Linked DNA regions of Homo sapiens: region 1 is linked to region 2. The links are chromatin contacts, found by Hi-C or POLR2A ChIA-PET in ENCODE. All regions are on one chromosome and are shown on one strand. The core of a region is the stretch at or near the end of the contact, and the rest is flanking DNA. Distances in the headings are between cores, read along the strand shown.

Region 1 (7,122 bases), core at 3,167-5,666, 840 kb after region 2:
TGTCCCGCCTGTGCACCTTCCTGCTGGCCCAGCGTCTATTTCCAGCCTCCTCTCCCAGGGTTGCTGAAACCCGGAGCTGATTTCTACATTGGAAGTTAGGAGCTGCAGGAAACGCCTCGTGCCGTGCCGGGGACGTGGAGGAAAGCCAAGTGCCCTTGATAGGCTCCTCCTCTGGAGCTAGGGAGTTCCCTGGATGGTGGCAGGAGGAGCTGCGGTTCTGCAGCTGCTGCGGGCGGGGCAGCTGCTGGCGGCACTGTGTCTTGGGTTTGACCTTGACCCCTGGGCAACACAGGGAGACTTTCACACCCTTCACCCTTGCATCACTCCACTCAGAGGTGCGCAGGGCCCAGCCCCAGCTACAGATGAGGAGACTGAGGCTCGGAGGCTCTCGGACCGCCCAAGGTCTCTGGGCAGATCAAACGGTGGAGAGAGGCCAGAGCCAAGTGTCTTGGCTCCCGGGCTGGGAGAGGCCCCGGCGTGGCCCTCTGGAGGCCGCCGTCTGCGACTGCCCGGGCGCCCTGGGGCGGCAGCCTGGCCTCCTGGGCTCGAGGCAGGGGGCAGAGGTGTCCCGGCGGGGCCGGGGCCGGGACACGAAGAGGGAGGCGAGCAGGGGCTAGGAACTGGAGCCGGTTTGTGCTCGCGCGCCTGCAGGCCCTTTGCCTCGGGCACCCCCGCTCCAGCCCAGCGGGGGCGGCGCCGAGAGGGGCCCATGGCCCAGACGGAGGCTCGGGCTGCGTCCATTGGCGGCCGCAGCCCCGGGGCGGGAGGGGGAGCGGCCCGGCGTCGGGTTACCGGGGACCAGCACGGCAGCTGGCCCCGGGAGGCAGCCGCGGGGTGAGGGTGCATTCTTGGATTCCTGGCCGGGAAGGGAAACCAAACCGCACTTGTATCCAACGCAATCAACAAACATGATGTGTCAAGTGCTGTATTGCACTTGAGCGGGTGTAAAATGGTAGAGCTGGGGTTCCTGCCCAAACGTTCGTCTAATTGAGGAAATAAGAAATCCACAGAGAAGAAGAACGCTGGAGATACCGGGAAGGACATAATAAACCCCGAGAACCACGACCAACCGAATTTAGAGGGGTTCCTGGAAAGGGAAGTCTGTTTTTCCCCAAAGTCTTCTGGAAAGCTTCCACAACAGGGCGAGGTGAGGGTATCCGACCTGCCACCTCCCTCCAGGGCCTGCCACCTGCCCCAGCCGCCCCCACTCACCACAGCACACATGCCCGACCCCACACTGCTGAGCACCCAGCAGCCAACCCTGCCTCCACCCTGCCTGCGCTCCCCAGTCTTACCCCAGGCCTCTACTCTCAAGCTCCTCCAAAACTAGGACCCTCACTTTCTTCTTCCAGAAGCCCACCTGCCCCCAGGACACTGCTGCCCTATAGCCCTCTCCAGTAGAGGCTCTTTTCTCCCTCCAGCTATGCAGCTCAGGGCCTGAAGATGTACTCCGCATTGATCACTGAAGTTTCTAAACGGTTTCTCCTTCCTCTTTCAAAAGCCCGGCCTCTTAGCACAGCGAAACTACTAGATGTGATACTATAATGGTGGATAAATGTCATAATACATTTGTTCAAACCTACAGAATGTACAACAGCAAAAGTAATGTAAAGTAAGAATAAAGCATTCACATCAATGTAAACTGTGGACTCGGGGTGATAATGTGTCACTTAGGTTCATCAATTGTAACAAATGCTGGTGGGGAATGTTGATAGTGGGGGACACTGCTCCCAGGAGGGTGGATATATAGAACTCTGGATTTTCCACTCAATTTTGCTGTGAATCTGAAACTACTCTAAAAAGTATTAAAAATTAAAAATATTTAATTAAAAAAGCCACAAATCACCCCTCCTAATGTCATCTGTCACCCTCCTAGTCACTTCCCCCAACCCTTGATTATTTTAGTATCAGGCTCTATCTCCTTTCATATCATCATTTTTGGTGACTTCAGCATCTATGCTGATGACCCACCCAACACTCCGATCTCTAAGACTGTTAATATCCTTAGCCCTAGCAGAATATTCCTCCTGCCCTGCCTCAGCCTCCTGGTCATATGCTAGATCTTGGAACCATGAATGTCTACACCATCTCTAAACTCTCAGATCCAGAGATCCCTTCACCTATCAGTCCTCCAGGTCACTTACTTTAGTTCTTGGACTCAGCAATTTTCCCATCTCAGACCTCTATTCCATGACTCTCCTGTTTTCTCATGACATCTCTCCCCTCAGGCCTTCGTTCTCAGCCAGCTGAGAACTGAAACTCCATGCTCCAGCACACAAAATCTCCCTGGCAAACACTCCTACCTTCCTTGCTCTGGTCTCTCTCCATTGTATTCACTGGGCGAAAACCCAGCTGTGGTTAAATCAAACTGTTTACTTCACACCTGCACCTGAGCAATTGAACACCACTAAAGAAAATCGGCCAGCTACTCTGGATGGACTCAATTCAAATTTCTGGCCATAAATTTCAAACAGGCATTTGAACTGTTGGACAATCCTACTACAGTTACTTAGAAAATTCCTTTTCCCTCTCCGCAGTGCAATAATGTCACACTTTCTCCTCTCTCTGCATATTCTCAACTCCCCTTCCTCTTTCATTCTCACTGTAACCTCAGACTATCCTTCATAGAGAAAGTAGGTACGATCTGTTGCCGGATCTTCCTACCTCCCTCCAAAGCCACCAGAATGCCTATAGCTCTGCATTCTCTCCACCCACCACCCATGGCCGAGCCCTCCATCTGTGCCCTGGGCCCCATCCCCTTTTGCCAGCACAATTATCCCCTTTCTGTTGTGTTCATCAATTTCTTCCTTCCTACCAGAGCCTTTCCATGGAAGTTAAATGGGACTTAAAAAGCTCTAAAGCCTTAGCCTCATATCCCCTTCTTGCTATTATACCATGTTTCTGCCCCTCTTTAGAGTGACTGTTCCTGAAAGAGTTGTCTACACACTGACATCTCCACCTCCACACTTCTCATTCTCACTTCCACCCACTCCAACTGGGCTTTTAGCCCTAGTTGTCTGTTTTAATAGCTCTTATCAAGGATGCCAATGACTGACATCTTAAGGTCACATTGGTGGCCAGTTCACCATCCTCTATTCATCTGGCCTGTCAGTGGCACTGAATGCGTTTGACCACTCTCTCTGTGGAAGACTGAATTATGGGTCCTATTTCTTGTCCTGCCTCACTCTATCCCTATCCCCTTCAATCCGACTCTGCAGTCCCTCCCGCTAGATGTAGACTATACTGTACTTTCTTGCCCCTTGACTTTGGGCGTGGCTGCATGACCCCTTTTGGCCAATGGAATGTAGGAGGAGGTGACATGGTGCCAGTTCCAAATCTAGGTCTTTAGAGGCATTTTATGTTTCCACCTGCTTTTTTGTGCCTATTATCACCATGGGAGAAAAATGTGCCCTAGCTGGCCTGCAGGTACAAAAAGAGTGAGGGACATGTATGCAGAGCAGGCTCAGCCCAACGGTGGCTTAGAGCTGCCCAGCCAACATCAGCCTCATCTAGCCAACCTCCAGCTGACTCACAGCTTTGTGAATCAAATAAATATTTACTGTTATGCCATTGAGATTTTTGTGGTTGTTTGTTACCTAGCAATAGCAGACTGATACATCCTCTTTCTCAAAATACTTCCTTTGCTGAGTTCCTTGTAATCACCATCTTCTGGTTTTCCTCCAGTGTCATGGGCTGTCTTCCTCAGTCTGCTCTGCTGGGTTTTCCCCTACCAGATCTCTAAAGGTTGGAGTGGCATCAGTCTCAGCCATCTGCTACCTTCTTTCTTGACTCTCTCCCTAAGTGGAATTATTCTGGCCTACTGCTTTGAAGACTACCTACATGCTGGTTCTCAAATTTAAATCTGAACTCCAGACTCAAAGCTGTCTACACATATTTACCTGATGTCTGATAGGTCTTGGCATGGCCCAAACACAATTATGGATCCACCTCCTACCCCCAACATAGGACTACCCAGTTAGTCCTGGGTCAGATCATCAGTAAGCCTTATCTATTCCCACCTCCAAAACTGACCCAGAAACCAGTATCACATCTCACCATCTCCATAGCCACAACTGTGGTTTTTAAAATCTCCTCCTGCCAGGACTTTTGCAATAGTATCTTAACTGTTTTCTTCACTCCCCACCTTCTAACCCTCCAAAGGCTTCCCACTGCAACAAAATAAAACCCACACTTCTTACCTTGATCCATGAGGACTCAGCTACCTATGTTCCCAAGGCCCCTCTATTCTTCTTGCTCACATTGCTCCAACCACGTTGGCCTTCACGGTGTTTCTTAAGCATAAGGAGCACATTTCTGCCTCAGGGCTTTTGTTTTTACTTGCCTTTCTGCTTGCAGCACTCTTCCCCAGATCACCACATGGCTGCCTCCTTCCCACCCAGAAGGTCTCGAATGCCACCTCCTCAAAGAGACCTTCCCTGGCTAAATAAAACAGCACCCATCAACCTACCACACACACGGATGCACCCACATGCACACACACACACCCCTCTACCACAATACTCTAGTTTAGCTTCCTTTTTTTGTTATTTTTAATTTTCTTTTGCAGAGGCAAAAGAAGACACTTGCTGCCCAGGCTGGTTTTGAGCTCCTGGCCTCAAGTGATCCTCTTGCCTTGGCCTCCCAAAGTCCTGGGATTATAGGCGTGAGCCATGAGTCTACTCTGTTTCTCCCATTAAAATATAAAATCCTTAAGAACAGGTATTTGTCTCAGTCTCTGATGTATTACCAGGGCCTAGAACATGTCTTGTACATAGTGGACTTTCAATAAATGCTTGTTGATTGACTGACTGATGCTAGAACTGAATAGAGAAGGGATACAATTGGCTAGATTGTGAACATGGGAATGAATGTCCCAGGAAGGCAACTGCAGAAAGGCTGGAGAATTCAAGATACAGTATATCCAAGGGGTTATGAGGGGCCAGGCTGGCTACAGGAGAGAATTCATGGGGAATGAGGGAAGAAACTTCTGCATGGTGGAAAGACTTAAATGCCATCACTCCCAGTCATTGGAGATCGTGGGTGCCCCTGAGGGTTACAGATCAAGGACGTGATATGTTGAAAGCACAGGTTTTAGGATGATTAGTAGGGTTGAAAGGTATGCATTTCTGAGTGTCCTTAACTATGTGTCTTCCCTTGGGATCCCAGAATTTTAGAAGACAAAGACATCTAGAAGAATCTGAGAGCCCAGGGGAGCCAGAGAGATTGGTCCCCTTGGATTCCAGATGCAAGAAGAAGCCATTACCCAACCTTTCAGGGACCGATACTGAGTTCCCGGTTCAGGAAGTTCTCCCTGTGTAATTAAGGATTTGCCAAGCGCACAGCCGGCATTCATACACACGTGTTAACGAGCTGGTGCCCCAGTGTCCCTGGGCTCCCTTATACCCTCCCCCGACACACACACACACACACACACACACACACACACACACACACACACACACACAGTTGCTTTCATGTACCCAGTGGCTGAACACAAGCTTCCCCATACCCCCACCCCACGGATGCATCTCTAACCCAGCTACTTGCCTTCCCAGCCCCCTCCACCCAATTCTATTGTCAGGGCTGAACAAAAGGCCCAAGGCATCCTGGGTTAAAGGATTTTTAACTCTGCCAATCCCAGGAGGCTCCAACATGAAGCAGCTTCCTGCTGGAGAAAAGTGACTGAGACATCTCCCCAGGCGACAGGGGAATTTTTTTTTTTTTTAATCTGGTCTGAAAAACAGAACCTAGCCGCCAATCAGACACTCCTCCCCCCAGGACCCCACCCCGGAGACCTCCCAGCAGTCAAATGGGCCTTGAGGTCTCTTTCCTGATGACTTCTATTTGCAGGCGTCAGGCTTGTTGCTTCCCACGTCCCCCCCGACCCCCATCAGACCGGACTCTGGCTCTCCTCTCCTCCCGCACCTCCCCCACCCCGCCCTGTGCCCGGTGGCTGCCCCCGGCGCACGGACAGTGCCCCCTCCGCCTCTCTGCTCCCCGGGAGTGCCGGCAGTGCCCGGGCAAGGCCAGAAGCCCAGGCTAGGCCCCCTCCGTGGGCGCGCCAGGTTCTGTGCCGCGTCGTCCTTCCCCTCCTTGGGCACCGGCTCTGAACCTGCCCGGCCAGAAACCGAACCCGTTTTCAGGAGGAGCGCCTGCGGGCGTGCTGGCTCCACGCGCGGCTCTCGGGGCGGCCGGGTTCGGGCGTGTGCGTTTCCAGGCGCCTCTGTCCCCAGCGGGAGGAGCGGCTGTGGAGGGGGCCTGCTGGCGGCTCACCCCAGGCCCGGAGGGTTCGGGAACTAAACCTGCATCTGGTGTCAAAACCCCTTTTTGCCCACCCTGGCACTGACGTTAAGCATGCATCTTTTTTCCCTGAAGTTTTTTTTCCGTAGAAGACATACTGGGTAAATTAGAAACATGTTTGAGAAAGGAGTGAGCGGCGAACGCTGGCATCTAAACAACACAAAAGTGCCCACGCCAGGCCACACGCCCAGGCGGCCGCGGCCTCGGCGGCGGCGCAGCGCCCCCTGGCGGCCGCGCGGGGCCCCTACCGAGCCGCCCCCGGCCGTGTCCCCTCACCTCCCCTCACCTCCCACGCTCCTGAGCCGGGAGCAGCCGGGAGGGCCAGGGAGACCCCTGCTCCCCCAAGTCAGAGCAACAGTGGGACACTTTGGGAGGAAGGGAATGAAAGGAGTCCAACGCCAAGGTCCTGGGGGATGCTTTCTGTGGTTTCGTGGCTGGCGCCGAAGTCAAGAACCTAGGGAAGGAGCCAACATAAAAGAAAACCCTTGATCCATTTTCAATGAATGCCTGAAATTCTACCAATCCAGCATCATCCCTTCACCTGCAGGCTTTGATTCCTTTTAAAATGCAAATGCCTCAAGGAAGGGGAACCCTTAAAACAAGGGCAGATGGCAGGCTACATCAAGAAATCACCAACGTCACCAAAGAGACATGATTACGCCATGATGTGTACATACTATATGGTAATGGCGTTTAATAAGCAGCGTTTAATCTTTTTTTTATTCCTGTTGTTGGTTGTCCAGGCATCCTTTTGTACTCTGACAAGCAGTGTTTCTTCAGGATGCCCCGCCCGCAGTGGCCAGACCCTCTAGTTCAGTTGCT
Region 2 (6,896 bases), core at 3,507-6,006:
TGATTCTTCTGAAGCGAATAACTCTTCTACAGTATATTATAGTTGACACTGCATCTTAATACATATTACCTCATTTAATAATTCTTACAATAGCCTTGTAATACATGGATTATCACTACCCCTATTTTATAGATGAGAAAACTGAGGCTCAGAAAGAATAACTTGAGTAACTTATCCATAAGGTATGGATGATAAATAGCAAAAGTGATCTCAACTGTCAATTACCTTCTTTCATCAACAAATTAAGCTTGTTAAAAACATTAAATAGTCTAAAGTGGAGCTCATAGGGGAAAAAAAGATTCATTATAAGCTTGGAATTTTTCTGGACATTCACAACATACATACATACATACATAACATAAGTGTTATACATACATATATAACATAAGTGTTATCCATAAAGTTAAACACTTAGCTTACTTCTCCTTTCTTGGTAGTTGAAGCTGCCAGGAAAAAAAAAAATCACTTCTGGATAAAAAAGATATGACTATATTCTATTTACAATTTCAAAAACATATGCAAAAATAACAATTCAAAACAATAGTAGTCCAAATTTGCAGTAAATTAAGTCTGTTTTTAGAAAAAAAGGGGTTCTTTTTTCAGATTTGAAGACAACCTAAACATACGAAACAGTATCTGCGTCATGTCGTAAACAGATTTCCTTTTATTTTTCCCTCAATTCCTCCTCTTGCAAAGAAATAGAGTTAGTTGCTAGAGGATCTAAGGTGTTAATCTAATTCACCAAACATCGCCCACTGAGACTATTCTCCCACCTGGTAGGAATCAAAAACACTAGGTCCTTACCAGAAATCGTGCAGCCCCTAGGTTTACAATGGTACCATTGACATTTTGAACCGGATAATTTCTTGCAGAAGTATGTCCTGTGCATTGTAGGGTATTTAGCAACATCCTTGGCCAATACCATTTCCTTCAGCTATGACAACCAAAAATGTCTCTAGACACTGCCAAATTTCCCTTGGAGTCAAAACCGTCCTCGCAGAGCCATTGTTTTAGATGTTAGGGCACTGGATATTTGAAAAAGGAAACCTCCAACTGGCCCTGTTAATTATATTTTTTTAAAATTTGGATTTAAAAAAATAAGACATTAATAGTATAAGAAGATATCTAAATAATACATTTGCTACCCTTCCTTAGGTTAAAGCATTTTTAGAGGATTTTGTAACATGGGTTTCATCAATGTAGCTACATATAGTCACCCACTTTTCCCCCAAAGTTGGGGGAATGTCCAGTTCTTTCTCAGCTCTGCTAGCAAAATGTCAAATACATACATATATACAAGAATCTAAACAATTCTAACTTCCAAAGTCCCATTTCTTGCTTTACATGGCCACGCTGTGGTTCTTGAGCCACACATCCTAGAGATTCAAGCTTCTAATCTCCATGTTTCCTCATCTGGTTGCTGCCAACTAATAGCGAGGTAAGCAGGAAGTAAGCTGATGACCTTTAAGATCTTTTCCCTGATATTCTAATATTCAATGACAAAAATGCCCACTTTTACTTATTGATTCCGAGCTGACCAAACTACCTCTTGAGGTTACTGAAGCCATTCATGCCTTCTCCAACTTTATGCTGAATACAACCAAAAAGTGTATCAGTTATTTACAACATCACTTTTAATATTGGTGATCAGTTGCTTATTCCCTAGCTCAAATAAAAAATTTTAACATGTACACTGATTTTAAAGGAAAAGCTTTTCAAGAAGCTATGAGCCAAGAAGCATTATATGAAAGGCCCACATTAGGCCAATATTGAGACAGAAAGTAGACTAGTGGTTGCCTAAAGCTGGGGGTGGGGTGAAGAGAATGGGGAGTAACTGTTAATGGATAAAGGTTTTTTGAGGGAATGATGAAAATGTTCTAAAATTAGATTATGGTGATGGTTGCACAATTATTTAATCTAAAAACCACTGAATTGTATATTTTTTTTTTTTTTTTGAGATGGAGTCTCGTTCTGTCACCCAGCCTGTAGTGCAGTGGTGCTATCTTGGCTCACTGCAACCTCCACCTCCCAGGTTCAAGCGATTCGCCAGCCTCAGCCTCCCCAGTAGCTGGGATGACAGGCGCTCACCCCCATGCCCGGCTAATTTATATATTTTTAGTACAGACGGGGTTTCACCATGTTGGCTAGGCTGGTCTCGAACTCTGGACCTCAGGTGATCTACCTGACTAGGCTTCCCAAAGTGGTGGGATTACAGGTGTGAGCCACTGAACCCGGCCAAGTGGTACACCTTAAATGGGTGTATTTTATGGTATGTTAATTTTATCTCAATAAAGCAGTTTTTAAAAAGCAAAGAGCAGGAAAGAGGAATTGTAATTAACTTTTGTTGATTAAAAAAAAAAAAAAAAAAAAAAAGAGTGTGATGGGCCGGGGCCGGGGCGGTGGCTCACACCTCTAATCCCAGCACTCTGGGAGGCCGAGGCCGGTGGATCACAAGGTCAGGAGTTCAAGACCAGCCTGGCTAATATGGTGAAACCCCCGTCTCTACTAAAAATACAAAAATCAGCCAGGCGTGGGGGCGCCTGTAGTCCCAGCTACTCAGGAGACTGAGGCAGAAGAATCACTTGAAGCCGGTAGGCGGAGGTTGCGGTGAGCCAAGATAGCGCCACTGCACTCCAGCCTGGGCAACAGAGCAAGACCCCGTCTCAAAAAAAAAAAAAGAAAAGAAACAAAAAAAAAGAGTGTGATGAAGAAATTCTGCAAAATTTGCCGTTTCATGGGCTATATAGGAATTGACTTTAATTCTGACACAAAAAATTATCTTATCCAGAAATCAATTTTAACTTTCCAGAAAATATAAGCATATGCAAAAGTAATCACCTTTTCCTAGTAAACTTTTAGTATTAAATTCTAATTTCAAAAACACTTCAGAAAGCCAAATGCTGTAGTAACAATACTTCTACAAGAACAAAATATACGAATATCAACAACAAAACAGTCTTTACGATTTGGTTGTGATGCATTCTTTATTTTAAAAACCCATTAAAACATTTTTCATTTATTTAAAAAAGTGATCCTCAGACTGCCTCTTAGATTGGTAGTGTAATAATTCTTAAGTTATCAGAACATAATTTAAAAATAGCCAAATTACAATAAAATCGCAAACATCTACTGTCGTCCCAAACAACTATCAATTACAGCTACTGGTAACCTATCATAAGCAATGATGAGCACTACGAACCATCAACATCCATTTCTAGGAAATCCGATTCTGACTACACTACAAATACAGTCAAACAAATCCCATCATTCCCTCTGTTCCATCATTTAACTGCTTAGAAATCATTTAGGCTCTGAAGGTGCTTTTTCCAATTAGAACTCCCCTTCGGATTTATAAAAGTGAATGTACATCAAAATCTGCAGTTTAGGTTATCGCAGTAATATTTCTCGGTATACTACAAGTAATTTATCACGGTATTACTTAAAGGCGTTTAGTATTAAGACCGCCCTTGATTTGACAAATCAGAAATACAGCCAATTAAAAACAAAAACAGTCCAAACAATTTAATTCTTCGAAAGAGCCTCAATAAAGACCAAAAAATAAAGCTGGTTAGAAGAAAAAAATTTTTTTTTGAAACGCCTGTCAGTCAAAATGCTAAAAATACCATCTTGAACTCAACACATGAACAGACCAAACGGCTAATTATAATTGGCAAGCCAAAGTTCCCAAGTCAACGACGGGAGAGCAGAAACGGCAGAGAGGGCCTGCCCTTTCTGTCTATGCAGAGATGGAAGGAGGCAGAACTGAAGAAAATTATTGCACAAATTATTTCAAGCTACATTGCCAAAATGCAAAATACTGAGTAACTCTTTGGGTTAGCCTTCCCCGGAGAGAAAAACAAACAAATGTTTTAACGATTCCAGTAGAATCCAATAGGACTAAGGGCCTGGCTGGAAAAAGAAAAGGAAAGTTTGGGGGCAGCGTCTAAGGGGGTGATGGAAGTTCCAGAGCTGGGATCCCGGAAAGATAAGAGAGGGGCAAGAGCGGCGTTTGCGGTCGCTGACAGGAGGCAGGGAACACAGCTGCCAGCCCCGATCCCGGAGGGAGAGTGAAAAGGAAAAAAAAAAAAAAAAAAGGAAGTGGCGGAGAGGAGCATGGAAGCTTCAGTGCCGGTCAGCTGTGACCGAAACTCGGTCCGTTTGGGGCTGGGGAGGAGAGCCGAGGGGGTGGGGTCTCGGTCCCTCTCTCCGCTGTAGGTCGGGGTGAGAGTGGGCTGAGACGCGCGGGGGGCCGCGGGGCACACCTACCTGCGGGTCCCGGGGCAGCCGCCCTGAGCGAGGCCTAGTGCATCGCCGCCGCCTCCAGCCCTCCACGTCGCACCGAGGCTGCTGCTCCACGGCCGCCGCCGCCCGGCGCCCGGCCGGGCCCGAGCCCGGGTTCCCGCCCCCGCCCCGCGCCCGCTGGCCAGTCGGCCCGGGGAGCACAGGGCCGCCCTCTCGAGCCCAGCTTCACTCAGGGGTGAGAGGTGGCAGCGGCGGCTCCCTCACGTCTCTCCCGGGTGTCCTGTCAGCCAGCAGTTTCCCCCGGGTCCGCAGCGCCGCCTCCGCCGCTGCTGCCACCGCCTCTCCCACATCCCCGGCCTCCAGGGGAGCCGCCGCCGCCGCGCCACGACCACTGCCTCTAGCGCTTCTGCTCCCGACTCCACTGCTTTCCCTCACCCCGCCGGCCCAGCCGGCTCGGCCCGGTCGGGTGCGGGGAGACAGCGCCGGAGGCCGCCGCAGCCCCCAGCCCACAATCCACCGCGCGGCTCCGCCGGGGCGGGAGGGCCGCGGCCCGGGCCGGGGGGAGCGCCCGCCGCCTGGGGAAAGCGGCCTTGGCGCAGGCCGGCGTGCCCGTCGCAGGCGCAGCCAGAGTTCTCTCGGGGCGGGGAATACACCGCGTGGCTCCCCTGCGCCTCCTCTAATAGTCCTACACGCAGACAAATCCACGCTGAATTCCACTTTCCCCACCACCCTTCCCCCCAACTCCCAGTTTTCAGGAACACCCAGAAAACCTCCTGCCGCCTTCCCCGGGACTGGGACGCGACCCCTCCAGCGTAGCCCTCGCCACCCCCAAGACCAACCGACTCGAAACATCCCTAAATCACCCGGGACCTATTAAAGCAAATACTTCCACGAGATTCCTCCTCTCCCCCACCCCCTCGAAGTAAATGCTTTTCAGCTGTTCCCTAGTAAATGCCCTTCCAAAGGTTAAAGGTCACCCCTCCGCAACAACCCAGTTCTCTCTATTGAGGCCTTTTCCCCATCCAGTCCTCCCCTCCAAGTCTTCCCCAAGTTCCAGGCCTTCCTCCCAGACACTGTAATCAGTTATTCCTGTTACTTGACTGAGATACTTGGAGTGTGTATGATAATTAATACCTTCTAATTCTGACTTCAGCCTGGTTTCACAGGACTTGCAACTTTAAACCAATAAAACACAGTCCACAAGAAAGGGAAGGTCTTAGTATATAAATATAAAGACACACACACACACACACACACACATATATTTTAGGAAGAAAAAGATCCTCAATCCTTTGAGTGCTTGTGACTTAATTTTGGGAAGATTTTATTCAATGTTGAAATTCTTGCCTAAAAATAAATTTCAAGCATTTATAAGACATAGTATGTTTTAACAAATCAAAAGTGAAAATGTAACTCTTATAGTTGGGGGGTTGAAAAAAATGTTGATCCAAGTTTCACTTCTAAGAAGTCACTTTGAAAACTGCAAACATAACTTTTATGAAATAATATTTTCCCCACCAAAGAGCTAAAGTTGGGGAAAGAGGACAAAAAGTAAGGAAGCATCAAAAATAGTTGAGAGAAAACTCTTACATTATATTTTTCTAAGTTCAATCCTCTAAAATTATGTAAGAAACAAAGTGAGAAAATCATTCCCCAATATGAAATAAATTTAACTGTAAAAGAGTGAAGTCCTCTTAAATCCCTGATCACTTATAAAACCAGATGAGTTTACATAGAAGCAGAGTAGAATGGTGGTTACCAAAGACTGGGGGGTAAAGGGTGATGAGGAAAGGGGAAATGTGAGTCAAAGGGTATAAAGTTTCAGGTAGGAGGAATAAATTTTAGTGATCTATTGCACAGCACGATGACCACAGTTAATAACAATGTATTTAATATTCCAGAATAGCTAAAAGAGTACTTTCTTTGTTTTGTTTTGTTGAGACTGTGTCTGGCTCTGTTGCCCAGGCCAGAGTGCAGTGGCATGATCTTGGCTCACTGCAACCTCTGCCTCCCAGGTTGAAGCAATTCTCCTGCCTCAGCCTCCCGAGCCGCTGGGACTACAGGCGCGCACCACCACGCCCAGCTAATTTTTGTATTTTTAGTAGAGACGGGGTTTCACCATATTTGCCAGGCTGGTCTCCAAACTCTTGACCTCGTGATCCACCTGCCTCAGCCTCCCAAAGTGCTGGGATTACAGGCATGAGCCACCACGCCCAGCCAAGAGTACATTTTAAATGTTCTCACCATAAAAAAAATAAGCTGGGTACAGTGGCCCACACTTGTAGTCTCAGCTGAAGTGGAAGGATGCCTTGAAACTAGCAGTTTGAGTCCAGCCTGGACAACATAGCCAGACACCATCTCTTAAAAAAAAAAAAAAAAGTAGGTGAGGTGAAAGATATGTTAATTAGCTTGGTTTAGTTATTCCACAGTGTGTACATATATCAAAACATCACATTGGATCCTATAAATATATATAATTATTATTTGTCAGTTTAAAAATTTTTTATTAAAAAAGATGTGTTTATACTGTGAAAATATTAACAAGAGGATTAACCAAGTTTTATCTAAGGCCAGAAAGGAAAATAATTTTTCTTTATGTCTAGAATCAGTTCATAGATTATGCTAGGAATTGGATTTAGCAAATTCTTATATTT

Evidence for each region. Hi-C counts contacts between places; a loop is a spot of excess contacts on that map. ChIA-PET counts read pairs that join two places held with the same protein, here RNA polymerase II (POLR2A). Pooled maps may share reads with other maps.
Region 1: a pooled map of heart left ventricle shows a loop between it and region 2 (2.3-fold over the local background). The contact joins the promoter of LINC01800 here to the promoter of VPS54 in region 2. A Hi-C loop is called at or near these places in 1 of 168 maps with a recorded cell type or tissue (ascending aorta), 3 of 37 single-sample maps with no recorded cell type and 7 of 50 pooled maps. POLR2A ChIA-PET finds 5 or more read pairs at or near these places in 4 of 52 experiments (BJ, PC-9, activated B cell and 1 more).

What each region holds. Positions count from the first base shown.
Region 1 is chr2:64,859,215-64,866,336 of GRCh38, forward strand. LINC01800 (long intergenic non-protein coding RNA 1800) reads right to left here and starts at 4,417. Exons shown (of 5, transcript NR_110224.1): 1 at 4,200-4,417. RefSeq lists silencers at 81-375, 413-932, 692-895, 6,404-6,603 and an enhancer at 1,223-1,442.
Region 2 is chr2:64,014,672-64,021,567 of GRCh38, forward strand. It overlaps VPS54 (VPS54 subunit of GARP complex), which reads right to left and starts at 4,757. Exons shown (of 23, transcript NM_016516.3): 1 at 4,267-4,757. RefSeq lists an enhancer at 3,941-4,010 and a silencer at 4,171-4,880.